Regions from separate parts of the Mus musculus genome. Here region 1 is linked to region 2. Evidence: chromatin loops called from intact Hi-C (ENCODE). Cell type or tissue: left cerebral cortex. All regions are shown on one strand. Links, peaks and the distances in the headings refer to the core of each region. The heading gives the core; the rest is flanking DNA. Region 1 has its middle 140 kb from the start of Gm6657. Region 2 overlaps Mpp5 (membrane protein, palmitoylated 5 (MAGUK p55 subfamily member 5)).

The links. Hi-C counts contacts between places; a loop is a spot of excess contacts. Peaks named below come from ENCODE experiments on the same cell type or tissue, not always from the same donor. Only the 100,000 strongest peaks of a DNase experiment are listed, where the experiment ranks them.
Region 1: it touches region 2 in a loop (3-fold over the local background); 2 of 42 quality-filtered maps call a loop at or near these places.

Annotation. Positions count from the first base shown.
Region 1 is chr12:78,051,603-78,060,516 of GRCm38, forward strand. No RefSeq gene overlaps it. Among named protein-coding and RNA genes, the nearest start is that of Gm6657, 140 kb to the right of the region's middle. In left cerebral cortex, for the core only: CTCF peaks have their summits at 4,561 (motif pointing right) and 4,774; DNase peaks (open chromatin) are centred at 3,935 and 4,559; H3K4me3 peaks cover 255 bases.
Region 2 is chr12:78,825,883-78,834,796 of GRCm38, forward strand. Mpp5 (membrane protein, palmitoylated 5 (MAGUK p55 subfamily member 5)) reads left to right here. Exons shown (of 15, transcript NM_019579.3): 10 at 1-46; 11 at 379-450; 12 at 3,771-3,938; 13 at 4,971-5,173; 14 at 6,483-6,593. Among named protein-coding and RNA genes, the nearest start is that of Atp6v1d, 31 kb to the right of the region's middle. In left cerebral cortex, for the core only: no CTCF peak of the experiment used is centred there; a DNase peak (open chromatin) is centred at 3,930.

The sequences.
Region 1 (8,914 bases), core at 520-8,519, 770 kb before region 2:
TCTTGAGTTCTTTATATATGTTGGATATTAGCCCCCTATCTGATTTAGGATAGGTAAAGATCCTTTCCCAATCTGTTGGTGGTCTTTTTGTCTTACTGACGGTGTCTTTTGCCTTGCAGAAACTTTGGAGTTTCATTAGGTCCCATTTGTCAATTCTCGATCTTACAGCACATGCCATTGCTGTTCTGTTCAGGAATTTTTCCCCTGTGCCCATATCTTCAAGGCTTTTCCCCACTTTCTCCTCTATAAGTTTCAGTGTCTCTGGTTTTAGGTGAAGTTCTTTGATCCACTTAGATTTGACCTTAGTACAAGGAGATAAGTATGGATCGATTCGCATTCTTCTACATGATAACAACCAGTTGTGCCAGCACCAATTGTTGAAAATGCTGTCTTTCTTCCACTGGATGGTTTTAGCTCCCTTGTCGAAGATCAAGTGACCATAAGTGTGTGGGTTCATTTCTGGGTCTTCAATTCTATTCCATTGGTCTACTTGTCTGTTTCTATACCAGTACCATGCAGTTTTTATCACAATTGCTCTGTAGTAAAGCTTTAGGTCAGGCATGGTGATTCCACCAGAGGTTCTTTTATCCTTGAGAAGACTTTTTGCTATCCTAGGTTTTTTGTTATTCCAGATGAATTTGCAAATTGCTCCTTCTAATTCGTTGAAGAATTGAGTTGGAATTTTGATGGGGATTGCATTGAATCTGTAGATTGCTTTTGGCAAGATAGCCATTTTTACAATGTTGATCCTGCCAATCCATGAGCATGGGAGATCTTTCCATCTTCTGAGATCTTCTTTAATTTCTTTCTTCAGAGACTTGAAGTTTTTATCATACAGATCTTTCACTTTCTTAGTTAGAGTCACGCGAGATATTTTATATTATTTGTGACTATTGAGAAGGGTGTTGTTTCCCTAATTTCTTTCTCAGCCTGTTTATTCTTTGTATAGAGAAAGGCCATTGACTTGTTTGAGTTAATTTTATATCCAGCTACTTCACCGAAGCTGCTTATCAGGTTTAGGAGTTCTCTGGTAGAATTTTTAGGGTCACTTATATATACTATCATATCATCTGCAAAAAGTGATATTTTGACTTCCTCTTTTCCAATTTGTATCCCCTTGATCTCCTTTTGTTGTCGAATTGCTCTGGCTAATACTTCAAGTACTATGTTGAAAAGGTAGGGAGAAAGTGGGCAGCCTTGTCTAGTCCCTGATTTTAGTGGGATTGCTTCCAGCTTCTCTCCATTTACTTTGATGTTGGCTACTGGTTTGCTGTAGATTGCTTTTATCATGTTTAGGTATGGGCCTTGAATTCCTGATCTTTCCAAAACTTTTATCATGAATGGGTGTTGGATCTTGTCAAATGCTTTTTCTGCATCTAACGAGATGATCATGTGGTTTTTGTCTTTGAGTTTGTTTATATAATGGATTACATTGATGGATTTTCGTATATTAAACCATCCCTGCATTCCTGGAATAAAACCTACTTGGTCAGGATGGATAATTGCTTTAATATGTTCTTGGATTCGGTTAGCAAGAATTTCATTGAGGATTTTTGCATCGATATTCATAAGAGAAATTGGTCTGAAGTTCTCTATCTTTGTTGAGTCTTTCTGTGGTTTAGGTATCAGAGTAATTGTGGCTTCATAAAATGAGTTGGGTAGAGTACCTTCTACTTCTATTTTGTGAAATAGTTTGTGCAGAACTGGAATTAGATCTTCTTTGAAGGTCTGATAGAACTCTGCACTAAACCCGTCTGGTCCTGGGCTTTTTTTTGGCTGGGAGACTATTAATAACTGCTTCTATTTCTTTAGGTGATATGGGACTGTTTAGATGGTCAACTTGATCCTGACTCAACTTTGGTACCTGGTATCTGTCCAGAAATTTGTCCATTTCGTCCAGGTTTTCCAGTTTTGTTGAGTATAGCCTTTTGTAGACGGATCTGATGGTGTTTTGGATTTCTTCAGGATCTGTTGTTATGTCTCCCTTTTCATTTCTGATTTTGTTAATTAGGATTTTTTCCCTGTGCCCTTTAGTAAGTCTAGCTAAGGGTTTATCTTTCTTGTTGATTTTCTCAAAGAACCAACTCCTCATTTGGTTAATTCTTTGAATAGTTCTTCTTGTTTCCACTTGGTTGATTTCACCCCTGAGTTTGATTATTTCCTGCCGTCTACTCCTCTTGGGTGAATTTGCTTCCTTCTTTTCTAGAGCTTTTAGATGTGTTGTCAAGCTGCTAGTATGTGCTCAGGGTATGGCTTTTTTGGAGAAGGTGTGTCACTGGGGTTGGGCTTTGAGGTTTCAAAAACCCATGTCATTCCAAGTAGCTCTCTTTCTACCTCCAACTTTCAGATCAGGATGTAAGCTCTTAGATACCAACACTGTGCCGGCTTGCCTGCTGTCTTGCTCCTCGCAATGATGATCATGGATTCTAACTCTTGGGAACTGTGAGCCTCATTATAAGTTGCCTTGGCCATCGTGTCTCTTGACAACAATATAAAAGTAACTGGATCAAGCGCTGTGAATACGGTTTTTCCCCCATCAAAATAGTTGATAGAAATCACAATCCCTGGCACTATCTTTTGTTGTTTCTTGGGAAGGTACCCAATCTGCATCCATTAGCACACTCACTACAGATACCTGAGTATCTATATGTAGCCCTCAGACTTTCTTCTGTCCTGCATTCCAAGTCTTGCTGGCCTCTTCATGAGTTAATAAGTCACAAAACCTCTTGGTATGCCTCTTTTCTATTTGTGTAAGAGTCTCATTTTTACCTTTTGGAGAAATATGCTTTAGCAACAAACACCACAACCTAGGAGAAGACCATTAGAACAACCTGAAGGACAGGCTTATCTAATGGTAAGATCTCTTCTTACAAAGTGGATGATCCAAAAGTTGTTGGTGAAATGAGGCAAGAAATGGGAGTGTGTGAGCAAGGTAAGATTGGGGTTCAGGGAAAGATGAGTAGTAGTTAGTAAATCTAAGGAGAATTAATGGTTATCATTTTTAACTAAGGAATTATGTTCAACACATGGCCCTCCACATGGTTCTGCATTACTCATTCCTCCTCCCAGATGAGAGACCTAGCCAACTCATCAACTCACAGTCCAGTGTGTCTTCTTATGTCCTTCTCTGGGGACCAGAAAGTCTACTCAGATGACAGTTACATAACCAAGGGAGCTACTCAAGTATTCTTTAAAGAATAAGCAATGTCTCCCTCCAAGGTGATTTCTGTCCTTAACTAGACCACAAAGCAGATGCCACTAAAAGAAGAAAGAGGGATCCCAAACTGAATGTTGTGCACCCCTTCTGATAGAGCACACACACACACCTGCTGTGCTAGCATCTTTGGAGGCTGCCCCACTCTACCAATCCAGATTCCAGATGGAAAACTGAAGTCTGCAGCTGTCTCTGAAAACATGTGAAGTACTTAGCCTCCTCAAGCTTCTCTTCTCCCAAAAGCTGTCTCAGGAAGCCTTACTCCCTGTCCTCTCCACTCCGACCCCCAGACAGACCAAGCCCAGAAGAACCATGACCTTTGCCTTGATTTCCCAACCCTGAACACACTGAGGGGAGAAGCAGCATGGGAGTGGGGGTGTCTTAGTTAGGATTTTTCTGCTGTGAGCAGACACCATGACCAGGGAAAGTCGTATAAAAGACAATATTTAATTGGGGCTGGCTTACAGGTTCAGAGGTTGAGTCCATTATCATAAAGGTGGGACCATGGATGGCAACTTCTAGGCAGGCAGGCAGGCAGGCACAGTGCAGGCAAAGCTGAGAGTTCTACATCTTCATCTGAAGGCTGCTAGTGGAAGACTCACTTCCAGGCAGCTAGGGTGAGGAATTTTTAGCCTACACCCACAGTGATACACCTACTCCAACAGGGTCACACCTTCTAACCATGCCACTCACTGGCTCAAGCATATACAAACCATCACAGGGGGGAAGCCATCTCGTTCAGACCAGTACTCCTTAAGAAGGCATCTCTGCAAATGTTCTCCAACCTTCAACAGCACAAGACAGATGGCATCCTTTAAAGACGCTTTTATGTCTTTCTCATTAGTCTAGGTCAGAGGAAAACTCCCCAACCAGCAGCAGGTATCATGAATTCTGATATCTGAGCATCCAATGTTTGTATGTGCCTCAGGAGTTGGTTGCTTCACTGTGCCTCCCAATATGATTGCTACAGGTACCTGGAAAAGGTGGTTTGGCTTACAAGCCCAAAGCTTTCCTGCTCAGCAGAGGTCTTCTTCAGGAAAGTACTCATGTGTCTAAAACTGGAGGAGGTTGTAGCCATTCCAAGTGGTGCAGTTTTTCAGCGTCAGAAGGGCTAGAGGGGGTGCTACCATAGAACACCATCCTGGCAGCCACTGGGATGTAACCTTAGAGTGATAGGGCACAGATATCCTGGCGTTTCTCAGTTACAGAGTTCTTGATACCCCTCAAAGAATAAGCACGCCCCAAATTCAGATGCATGGGGGTTCGGGGCAGTCGGGAGTGAGTGCCAGGCATACCTAATTCCAACAGCCGCTATGGTCCGAGAAAGGTACAAAGTGCCAGTGTAATTCAAGAATGTCGCCGCAAGATGGCAGGCTTTAACCTCTAATCCCAAAGCTCCAGCACTCTGTTTCCTGCAGGGCTGGGGGGCACGGGAGGTGGGGGGTACCAAGGTGATGAGCTGTATGTAGGCAGAGGCATCTCTTCATTTATTAATATTCCCAGATGCAGCTTGAGGAGATTTCATGTCACTTTAGGGAACTGATTTGTTTTGGCATCCATTTTCTTTAAGAAGAATAATTTCCTAATCATTTGTCAGATAAGGCACTTTTAAATTTTAGTTCCTCCCCTCACGGGGGGGGGGGGGCGGGGAGGGAGTCTGCCTGAAAGATTCGAGATAGAAAGGTTATATATTTGGCCAGAATATGTATCTATGTGTTCACAACATAACGATGCTGTTTTCCAGGGGTCCCAGGGAATAAACAACTTACCTTCTGGTAAAACAAACATTGATGGGCCTTATAGGAACACAACGAAGCCAGAGGGCTAAAGTTATATTAACAGTGACTCTAAATGCTGCTTCAAGTCTCAACTATAATTATAATTTTCACCATCAACTCCACTGGCTCTTTCTTCTAATGATTTCACCACCAACTTTAAAAAAAAAAAGAAGTGATACAGGAATTTGTGTCTCAAGGTATTCAAGGTTATCATCTTCTAAAAGCAGAAAACGGGTAATCTGCTCCAATTGCTTAGAAAGATGATTGCTTGCTTGTGTGTGTAGAGACTCTGTGAGGGTGGGAGGCAGGAACCCCCACAGAGGGGACAGACAATCTGACACTGGGTACTGTGGCTACCTAAATAATCTGAGTTCTGGACAAAACAGGGAATTAATTTGATTGCATCTGGATGAAGTCGGTTTCATACCAATAAGAACCAGATAAGGGACTAGAGAGAGTTAACTGGGAGCATCTTAACTCAAATTAAGGTATAATTTCCTTAGGGTTTTCAAAATAACAATAGCTTGCAGAAGGTAGTTAGCACTCATACTGGGAGAAGACTTGGCCCATCCTGTTAATAAAGACTTGCTCCTGGGTCCAACCACAAGAGCCAGTAATTAGATTCCACTACTCTGTGTCCCAAGCAGCTTGCTAGGTGACCATTAGCCTCTTCCCCAGAGGTGGAAGTGGTGATCCAGGGATGTCACACAGGTCAGGACTCATGAAGACAAGAGCAATTAACCTCCCTCCAAGTGTGTGTCTGGCTGGGAGGGGAAGCAGAGACAGGACTGTGCACGGTACATTAAAAAGCATTTATGAAGGGGTAGGTCAGAAGAGCTCAGGGAAAGAACCATGTAATGAGTGATGGTTATTAATGACCATTATTATCCTTGTCCTGACCCAAGGACTATTCCTTCAAGATTGTTTACTTAGTATGCAGAAGTGAAGCTCCGACACAAGGGGCTCCGGGACTCTATTAATCCACTGGTGATACACACAGAGAAAATAGCTCCATAAAGTGAAATTCTCTCCTAAAAATTAATATATACAAATGAAAATTTTAGAGCCCTCGTGGTCTACCAGAAGAGAAATGGATCGATCCTCCGTGCAGTGAATCCCATAATGGAGGGCGTCAGGGCAGTTTAACATGAAAAGGATATTGATCTCTCTTGTTACTTGATTCAACTTGATTCCTTCTGGATTGCCAGAGGCCTCTGTGACAGCGTAGACTTTGGTCTGGAGGGCAATCAAGAGCCATACTTTCTGGTCTTCTATTTATTCATTAAAGTTTGACAATATTTCTACAGGGGAAAATAAGGAGAATTCAGAGAAAGTCTTCATGTATGCCAGGTCCTTTTCAGACTAAGAAATGTGTGAACAGGCTGCTTCAGAGGTGCTGGGAAAGAAGATAGACAGGCAGGCCATCACAGCATGATGGTGATGTTTGTTGAGGTTTGGTTTATAGTTTTACTTATTAAACTGTAAGAATTCATTAATACAACTCTATTAATATTTTAGACAGTACTTCCCAAAAAGAGAATTTAAGAAAAAACAAAGTCCCCTTTTTATCAGTTCATACCACCTAAATTATCTGTCTTCTGTGGATGGCACTGCTAATGCATGATATGTGCCTGAGATTTTCTGTGGTCTTTGCATCTACACACACACACACACACACACACACACACACATGCACACACACACAGTTACACACACACACACACGTACACATGCACACACACATACATACACAGGTACACGTGGACACACACACAGTTACACACACACACATGCATGTGCATGCACACACACATACATACACAGGTACATGTGGACACACACACATGAGCACACAAAGTGAAAGTCAGGAACAGAGATTCTGTAAAAACAGAATGAGACCATGTCAGCTTTCCCTTACTATAACAAAATACCTGAGACAATCAAGGTGAAAGGAGGAAGATCTCTTGGACTCATTGTAGAGGTTTCTACTCATAATCACTTGGCCCTGTCACTTTGGGCCTATGGCAGACATATATGGTGATCAAAGCTTTATACAGCATGGTGGCTGGGAGGTACAGAGAAGGGCATGAGGTATCCACGGCCTCAGTAGCCCCTTCACTGACCCATCCCAGAAAACCCAACTTCCTTCTACTTCTACCTGACTCTACCACCCAACAGTCCCAACCACTTCCCAGGAATGCAATAAGAAGTTGGTAACCAAGCCATTAGCATGTGAGCCTTTCCCACACATTTACAGCCCAAACTATAATGAAACCGTTCATGTTACAGAATTTAATATGCTTTGGGAATTGTTCAGTGAAAGTAAAACTCCTTTATTCTTTAATAAGTCATACCACTCCATGGTATGAAAACCTTTTCACTTGATGTTTTTCTTTTGTCTTAAGGGTCTCACTATGTAGCCCTGGCTGTCCTAGAACTCTCTCTCTCTGTAGACCAGGCTGGCCTCAAACTCACAGAGATCCATTAACCTCTACCTTCCAAGTGCTGGGATTAAAGGTGCATGCCACCACTGTCCAGAAAGCCTCATGTTTAAAACGAGGTAAAACAGTTAAATCCATCAAGCTGACTGTATATGGAATAGACACTAGCAATACAGACAGAGTGTGTGGAGACAGACCAGCAGAGAGGAGTGTGACCAGACACCTCTGCCTGCAGATACAGTCTGTCGAGGGGAGAGGGAGAAGAGGAAAGCCCAAATGGGCTAAAGGCTTATTTAAAAAAAAATAAAAAAGACTGAGTTTAACTAAAGACTCCTAAATTTGTTCTGAACTGGCAAGGGTAAGCTTATTTATCACCATGAGTAAAAAGAAAGAAAAAACCCTGAGTGTTAGTTACTCGAGCTCCGTTTCCCATTATACAACTTAAATGTTACTATCTCAGAGTGCTGGGGGCTAGGAGCTATCGATGAAGACACCAAAAAAGTTGGTTTTAAGTTGCAGAGAGAGAGAGAGAGAGAGGCTTTCAGACTCCCTCTCTAGCTCCTTGTAGTTCAACGGCAATCCTCCACATTATTTGGCTTATCAATATTTGGTTTACAGAACCATTACTCTCCTCTGTCTACATCTCGTGATTTCCCTGTGTGTATGGCCATGTCCAGACTCCCCCTTTTTATTAATCATATCGGGTTGGGGCTCACCCCAGTGAGCTCCTTTCAATTTAGTTATTTCTGTAGAAATTCTCTCCAAATAAGAACATGTTCTGAGATACAGGGTTTAGAATCCCAACATATCTCTGGCAGGAGGTAGAGGGGAGGGGGAACAGAAGATTTTAATACACAACAAATGTGAAGACTAAAGGGAAACACGGCTCTGCTTTTGCCCATTTAAATTGTCTACACTGAAATGTGTCCCTGCAATACAATTTCGCTTGCATCCACAAATAGAAAAATTAGGGGCTGGGGATGTGACTCGTCAGTAAAGTGCTTGCCACACAAGCCTGACACATGAGCTGGATTCCCAGCACCCACATAAAAGCCAGCCACTATGAAGGTGGAGGTGGGAGGATCCCTAGAGCTTGCTGGCCAGCCAGTCTAGCCTAATTAGCAAACTCTGGGCTCAGGGAGACTCTGTCTCAATAAGCGAAGTGGAGAGCAACTGAGGAGGAAGACACCCAGCATAAATCCCTGGCCTCCACGTGGGTGTGCGTGCATACATAAACACACAGGGAGAAAGGAGAGCAGGAGAAGAAACAGAAAAATTAATTGCAAAGTGTACATCTAAAAATACTTACATCAACAGAAGGGACAGAGCCCAAGAGAAGGCACAAGAATGAGAGACCTACTTGTTCTCTCATGCAGGAATCCCATAAAAACACTAAACTGAATGCCTGGATGCCGTAATGTAAGTTCAGAGGCGCTGGTGCAGCCCCGTGCAGCCCTGTGCAGCCCCATGCAGCCCCGTGC
Region 2 (8,914 bases), core at 237-8,236:
GCCATGAAGCAAACTATAGAAGAAGATAAGGAGCCAGAGAAATCAGGTTAGACACTTATATTTGCTATTGCACTTACATTTGGTATTAGTAAAAGCAAGAGTCTTTGGGTTTTCATCTGGAACCATGTTGAATTTACACATTGGAACTGTCAAGAAAGAAAGGTATAGGCCTTGAAGGAGTAATAGAAGAGGCTAAATTCATTATCTTTAGATGTAAGAAAAGATGAAAATATTACACATCTATCTACAATATAATTAATAGAAAATGATAAATTGAAAAAATAGTTGTCAACAGTATAATAAATCTTTAATCAATTTGAAATACCATTGTTTTAGTAATAGATATAGTGTTTATAACTATTTTTGATTGATCAATAGGAAAACTGTGGTGTGCAAAGAAGAATAAAAAGAAGAGGAAAAAGGTTTTATATAATGCCAATAAAAATGATGGTAAGTTCTAATCTCACAAATAGCAGTTGTATTTATGACATTTGTAATATTGTTTCCTGTAAAGTTTTTTTCTATTCAAGTTGTTTGCAAAATTATTACTTGCCTCTAACAATTTTTTTTTATTAATCATTTTATTTGTTTACATTTCAAATGTTATCCCTCTTCCCAGTCTCCCTTCCACAACCTTACCCCACTTCACCTCCCTCCCCTTTGCCTCTAAGAGGGCGCTCCCATTCCAGCCTCATCCCCTTCTCTGGGGCATCAAGCCAAGTGCCTCCCCGCCCACTGATGCCTGATGAGGCAGTCCTCTGCTACATATGTAGCAGGAGCCATGGACCAGTCCATGTATCCTCTTTGGTGGGTAGTTTAGTCCCTGGGAGCTCTGAGGGGCCTGGGTAGTTGATACTGTTGTTCTTCTTATGTGGTTGCCATCCCCTTCAGCTCCTTCAGCCCTTCCCCTATACTCTTTCATTGGGGTCCCTGGGCTCAGTCCATTGGGTGGCTGTATCTGCATCAGTCTTAGTTGCTGGCAGAGCCGCTTAGAGGACAGCCATACCAGGCTCCTGTCTGCAAGCACATCTTGGTATCAGCAGTAGTGTCAGGATTTGGTGTCTGCAAATGGAATGGATTGTACATTGGGCCGTCTCTGGATGGCCTTTTCTTCAGCCTCTGCTCCATTTTTGTTCCTGCATTTCCTTTAGACAGGGACAATTCTGGGTTAAATTTTTAATGGGTAGGTGGCCCCATCCAACTACTGGAGGTTCCTTCAGGTTCTGTCTCCCTGCTGTTGGGTATTTCAGCTAACAATTTTTACACACACACAAATGTGTTTGAGGTAAAATGAATAATTTGTAAATATAGTATCTTAAGTCAGAGAAGCAGGTCATTCTACAAAACATATTATTTACTGGCTGAGACAGGCACACAGGAATATTTATTTTATATTGACAGATTGCTAAGATTAAAAAGTTTTAAAGTCTTAACATCTCTGGGCTTATGTTCTTGGGACAGCAGTGTGCTGCACCTGGCTGACAGCTGTTGCCCTGATTGATTCACTTACAATCTAGTTGGGTATCAGCACCACTTACCGCTTTTTAAATTCAGTCATATTTTCTGGGTGCATTACCTTCTTGATTGATCTTCATTGCATTTGAATTTCTTAGCTCTGCTTTGGTACACATTAGAAAGGTCAGGTTAAAGTCAGAAGTACTACTGTTTAAAAGTCTGCAAGGCATATTTCTTAGGAATGTGAAGCATTTATGTGTAAAAATTAGTCCTGGTTCTTCCTCATGCTCCCAGAAATAAAACTCAGACTCAAAATATATTTACCAATATCTTGGCCATATAACTAGGCTCTTCTTTGACTAGGTCATGATTTAAAATAACCCATTTATTCTAATCTCCATTCTGCCACATGGCTAGTTACCTGTGCTTAGGTAGCACATATCTGTCTTGTCACATCTTCCTGAGTGAATCTCCTATACCTGGCACTTTCCCAGAATTCTCTCTGCCTCCTGGATGTCCTGACCTTCCTGCCTAAGCCACAGGCTTTTTAAGTAACAGGTGATGCATTCATAAAATAGACAAGATATTCTCTCTGCATTTATATGCAGCATAAATTAAACTAATAAAGAAAATTTTATTACTAGATATTCTTTTTGTTTGTTTTTTAAGATGGGGTTTTTCTATGTAGCTCCATATGTATACTAGATATTCTATACACTATTGAATCTAAATTGAATCAGCTTTAATAATTGCTTTCTAAGGCAAGCATTCTTTATGCCTGGCATGTTATGTAACTAAGAAGATCAGTTAGTTTTTTTTTTGTTTTTTTTTTTTTTTCTTTTTTTTTTTTTTTTATTAGGTATTTAGCTCATTTACATTTCCAATGCTATACCAAAAGTCCCCCTTACCCACCCACCCCCACTCCCCTACCCACCCACTCCCCCCCTTTGGCCCTGGCGTTCCCCTGTACCGGGGCACACAAAGTCTGCGTGTCCAATGGGCCTCTCTTTCCAGTGATGGCCGACTAGGCCATCTTTTGATACATATGCAGCTAGAGTCAAGAGCTCAGGGGTACTGGTTAGTTCATAATGTTGTTCCACCTATAGGGTTGAAGATCCCTTTAGCTCCTTGGGTACAAGATCAGTTAGTTTTTAATCTTACTAGCTAAAGCTGTGATTAATATCGTTATTTGCTAGTACAATGCAGAACTAAGTCTGGAGATGAGCCCTGTTTTCCTTGTTTTCTTTCTGTCTCCACTCCCAATCTCTCTGTGTGCTGAGAAATGAATCCAGGGCTTCATGCATGAGAGGCAAGTGTTGCACTACTGAGCCACAACCTAGCACCTCTTGCTTCATTTCTTGAAACAAACTCAAATTGATGAAGCCAACTCTGAAAGCTCCTATACTGTAGAATACTTGCCAGAGCTGAATGGGATGAGTAAGTGAGGAAATCAGAATGCTACCAGTGTGACCGTGCATGTTTGAAAACGCTCAGAAGAAAGAACGTGACTTTGAGAAAGGAAGCAATTGTCTATGTTGCTTAAAGTACCAGCTGTGCCCCATGGCAATGTGTGCTCTCACCTCACAGTAATTTTCTTGAAGTTGCAGACTAATAGATTCAAAATAGATATTCAAGTATCTGCTTAAATTGTTATAGGTAATCGAACAGTTGAGTTAAAATGTAAACAAATACAGCCTGAGCTCCTACTCTAGGCTGGGCACTAGCAAGACTAAAAGGTTACCCTCCGTCATGGAACTGACTGGTGCCTCTTCCTAGGACATGCCAGACTACCAATTGCTTGCGCTTGCTCAGATTGGATGGCTTTGGCTTCATCTGTATCTTGGGCTTTAGTTACTTTTGTTACTCTACTCCTTGGATTAAAGGGTGGATATCACAAGTGTGACTTATTTTTAAGTTACGGAAATCCAGCCAAGCGCTCTAGCATGCTCACGTATACTACTTGTAACCACTGTGTGCACATCCATACTTGCTTTCCATTATATCTGATCCTAAAAATAACTCTTTTAGCTGGGGTCTTTATGAAAATGAAGTCTCTGGCAGTCTCCTGTGTTACAGTATTCTCTGCAAACTAATTATTTTTAAATTAGGCATAATGGCTTAAATACCTGTAATCCCAGTACTTGGGAGCTGAGACAGGAGGATCACTACAAGTTAGAGGCTGGCCTGGCTACAGAGCAAGCTCCTACCTCAAAAATACACAATACCAGCAAAACTTCACTATTTTATGTAAAAGTACATCTTCATGACATGACATTAATTGTATCTGAAAGTCTTAACTCTTTCTTTTTCCAAAGATTATGACAATGAAGAGATCTTAACGTATGAGGAAATGTCACTTTATCACCAGCCAGCAAATAGGAAAAGACCTATCATCTTGATCGGTCCACAGAACTGTGGCCAGAATGAACTGCGCCAGAGACTAATGAATAAGGAAAAAGACCGCTTTGCATCTGCCGTTCCTCGTAAGTTTGGATACACTCCCATTTTCCTGTGCTTTTCTCAGAATCTTAACTACACAGGAAAATGTTCATTTTATTCAGTGTCGACAAAAGGAAATTTGTTTAGCCAAACTTGTTGGCAAATTTTTATTAAAGGCAGTTCTTGAGGAATTTACATTTTTCCTAAGTATATGGCACTAAGGGATTTTCTAAGTAAATTATATTTTGGCTCCTTTCCCTATTACAAAGGAAAAACAATTCCTGATTTTTTTAAAACTGATATTGAAGATAGAAATTTAGAACTAATTTCTGGAAAGAGCTTTAAGATTACATGTTAAGTTTACCTACTCTAACAGAAATAACTTTTAAGGAACGATGACTTGGCAGGGTTTTACCGTATAAACAAACTGGATCAAGGTAACTACAGTTAACTATTAAAACACTATAGATGGGCTGGCGAGATGGCTCAGCAGTTAAGAGCACTGACTGCCCTTCCAGAGGTCCTGAGTTCAATTCCCAGCAACCACATGGTGGCTCACAACCATCTGTAATGGGATCCGATGCCTTCTTCTGGTGTGTCTGAAGACAGTGTACAGTGTACTCATATAAATAAAAATAAATAAATCTTAAAAAAAAAAACCACCATAGACATTTTTTTCATGATTTCATAAGAACAGTAGTAAACACACAGGCCCTTAACATTTCCTCAATTCATTATTTCATAATTTGTGTTATAAAATAAAAAATCTTACTGGGTTGATTATCCCTCTTCTCCACACTGATCTATGTTTATTATTATTATTATTATTATTATATTTATTACTAAGGATTTATTTTATTTTTATTAATATGTGTGTTGGGGAGCATTTTAGTGCACTTGCCTGTGAAGATCGTTCCACATACCCTGGAGCTGGAGTTACAGGCAGGTGTAGGCTCCCTGCTGTGAGTGGTAGGACCTGAACTCAGATCTTCTAGAAAGACCAGTACATGATCTTAACCACTGATCATCCCTCCCACCCACTGTGTTTATTATTTTATCTGAATTTGTCTGCTTAGATACAACTCGGAATAGGCGAGACCATGAAGTAGCTGGGAGAGATTACCACTTTGTTTCTCGGCAAGCATTTGAAGCAGACATAGCAGCTGGCAAGTTCATTGAACATGGTGAATTTGAGAAAAATCTGTATGGAACCAGCATAGACTCTGTACGACAAGTAATCAACTCTGGCAAGATATGTCTCTTAAGTCTTCGCACACAGGTACACCTAGAATTGTGTTGTAGGGTGTTCAACTTGGAGGGCATATTTCGTAAAGTAATCCAGTGAAAACTGTTTGCCTTAAGCATGACACAGATTACTTAAGTCCTCGTGTGATTTTCTACTCACTTTTAAACTCAAATGTGTAGCTGAATCTCTCACTTTCAACATGAATATATTTTAGGGACTTAAAATACAGTTAACTCCTGTACTGACCGTACTTAAAAAGGCTTCAGAAAATACTGTTTCTGATCTGAGAAAAATTAGAGAATTTGAAAGGTGTTCTTCGGTTTGAAAGGCCATTGTTTGAAGGGCTCACAAGTGTCACAGTGAAGGCTCAGTGTTGTCTGAGTAATAGAACTTGGATTCACCTCTTTGACGGAGTAAGCCAGACAAAATTACTAACCAATAGAGTCCTATTTTAAAAGATGCTTGATGAGATTTGAGGTTTGAAAAATGACATTTGCTGTGGAAACCTTTTGCTTTTTATAAACAATTCATCTTTAACATAGAACTTTGATGAATGTGCTGGGTCTGTTGCTGATGGCAATTCAAACCACAAAATCAAGGATGCATTGAGTCAATGTACACAGACAGAAATGGACTCTAAAATGGCTTGCTAAAATAGCAATTCTTCTTTTTGTTTGTTTGTTTGCTTTGTTTGGCTTGGGGTTTCTAGAGAGCAGAGGCAGAGGTTTGTGCTATTTCAACCATTAACATTTAATGTAAGGAAACTTTTATTTCTTTCAGAATTCTTTCTTTAGATTAACAAATATTACCACAAGGCTTCAAGTAGTTTAGCATGTTAATGTTTCTTCATTTAGGAAAGGGCATGTATATAATGGGTTGTTGGAGCACTTCAGTTTGAGAATGCACATTAGTAATGCAGAGACAGGACAGTGTGAGTCCATAGCTCTTAATGCATACAGTCTGTGTTCTCGTGGATATGTTTGGCTTCTATATGGGAAGTTTTTCTCTCTGGTTTTGCTTTTTATTATCTTCACCTAGAAAGGCAACTGCCTGGATTCTAATTCCTCAAAAATGACTTGTACTGTGATTTTATAATGCATGTGATTTATTATCACACAGTTGTAATCCTTCAGAGTCTTTTACCTGTATTTCAGCACTAGAACACTAGGCTAATGTAATATATGTGAATTTATATTTAAATACATTTACAGTGAATGAAGATACTATGAATTATTTATGATGAAATGCTTGGAAATATTTATAGACACCTTAGCAATCTATGTTATTGAGAAGTAGTTCAATGATAGCAATAATTTCAACAACCTAAATATCCTTGTTACAGTCCTTGAAGACCCTCCGGAATTCAGATTTGAAACCATATATCATCTTCATTGCACCACCTTCACAAGAGAGACTTCGGGCGTTGTTAGCCAAGGAAGGCAAGAACCCAAAGGTAAACTTGTCACAGTGCTGGGTCGTCACTTTTATCAAGCAAGACTCCACCCTCACCTCAGCTGCTGGAGCTTCAAAGCTCTTACAGCATCAGCTGTCAAGCTGATGATTCTTTCTGTCACTTGTCCCCAAACTGCCACAGCTACAGCTGGCTGAACCATGGCAGCTTTCCCTATTACAGAGCTGCTCCCGTCTTCCCCAAACACCTCTTACTGCTAACCTCAGATCTATGAGTCCCTCCTGAACGCCTTAAAACCCCTTTAATCTCCATACACACCTGACAGGACTGCCTCCTCCCTACTCCAAAGGTCTCAGCAAACTTTTCTCGTTAGCTGATCACATTTGCAGAGTTCCAGAATTGAGTGCTTCTTTTCCACACAAACCTTGTTTTCTCTTCTCTTTGTTTTCCCACATGATCTGGAACAGAAATGGGGGTGGGGCGGAGTGTTTAAATTATTTTAGATATTTACTGGATGTGTTGATGGAGACCATGTTATACATATGGGTTTCATCTGCATTTTCCTGAAAATAATGAAAATCTTTTCATGTGAGCATTTGAGCATATTCCTCTGTGCAGGCCTCAAGCCCTGTTATTTTAAAGTTAGATGCTTATATATTTTTTCATTGTGTGTATGTATGTGTACATTTGTGTAGGTAGGTGCATGTGTGCCATGATGTGAATGTCAAGGTCGGAGGTCAACTTTTAAGCATTGGTTCTCCTTCCATCTTTACGTGGGTCCCAGGAATTGAATTAGATCAGAAGGCTTGCAGAGCAAGCACTTCTACCCACTGAGCTGTTTGGTAGCCCCTTGATACATGTGTATATTGCAGTTACTTTCTCCAGATCTCAGTTTGCTTTTTGTTTTGGTTTTTTTTTTCTTTGTTTTTAAGATATATAGCCTGAAGCTTGCTGTGTAGACCAGAGTGGCCTTGAACTCATAGAGATCCACCTCCTTACATCTCAGTGTTGGGCTTGAAGTCATACATAACCACTCCCAGCGGTCTTTTTTTTTTTTTAACTGCATCCTTTGGTAGTGAGAAATAAGTTTTTGTTTGGTTTGCTTTAGTTTGGATGTAAGGCAGGATCTTGCTATGTAGCTCAGGATGATAGAAAACTGTCAATCCTCCTGCCTTTCCCTGACTCCCAAGTGCTGGGCATATACCCATGTGCCATAAAACCCTGCCAGAGAAATGTTTAATTTTAATGAAGTTAACTTTTTCACTTGCTTATGGCTAATGAACTTTATACATGTCTAAAAAATTATAAAGTCATTATCCTGTGCTTTCTTAAATATTGTATTTTATTGTATTGTGCTTGTGTATTTTGGTTAAATTATTCATAGTCTTAGTGTGATGTGAAAGGAAGTTTTGTTTTTGAAATAATATGGTTACCAAATTGTTCCAACAATCTTTGTTGAAAAGTCTGACTTTTTTGTTGGCACAGTACATACAGTTTGTATGATGGTTGGGGTATACGTGTGCCATAGCACACATGTCAAAGTCTCATTTACTGCTGAGTCACTTACTGTGTTGGCACTTTTATTTCTGGATTCTATTTAGCACTTAGACTGATTCCATACTGTTTTGATTTCTGTAACTTTATTACATCTTGAAAAACAGTCAATAAATAAGAATGAAGTGCCAATGCTTAATACAACAAGGGGCAAACCTAAAAATACTAGATGCTATTTGAAAAACCTCAGACTCAATAGACCACAAGTTGTATGATTCCATACATTTAGGATGTCCAGGACAGACAGATCTGAATACATGACATAAATTGCTTAGTAATTCTTTTTTTTTTAATTTAAATTTTTTTTTAAGATTTATTTATTCATTATATGTAAGTACACTGTAGCTGTCTTCAGACACTCCAGAAGAGGGAGTCAGATCTCGTTACGGATGGTTGTGAGCCACCATGTGGTTGCTGGGATTTGAACTCTGGACCTTTGGAAGAGCAGTCGGGTGCTCTTACCCACTGAGCCATCTCACCAGCCCTTAGTAATTCTTTAGGAGTGGGAAAACAAGGTTAATGGCTACTACATTATAAATATTTTTAGGTGGTGTCTCATTTTATTGCTATGACGATTCACCATAACTAAGGCCATGTTTAATTGGGAGCTTGCTTTCAGTTTCAGAGACTGAGTCCATGACCACTGTGGTGGGGAGCATGGCAAACAGGTATGGTGTGGGAGAAGTAACTGAGAGCTTATATTTGAGGCAGACAGAGATAAGGCCTGGTGTGGGCTTTTGAAACCTCAAAGCCCAGGCCAGTGACACACCTCCTTGTCCAAGGCCACACCTCCTAAGTCTTCCTAAAAT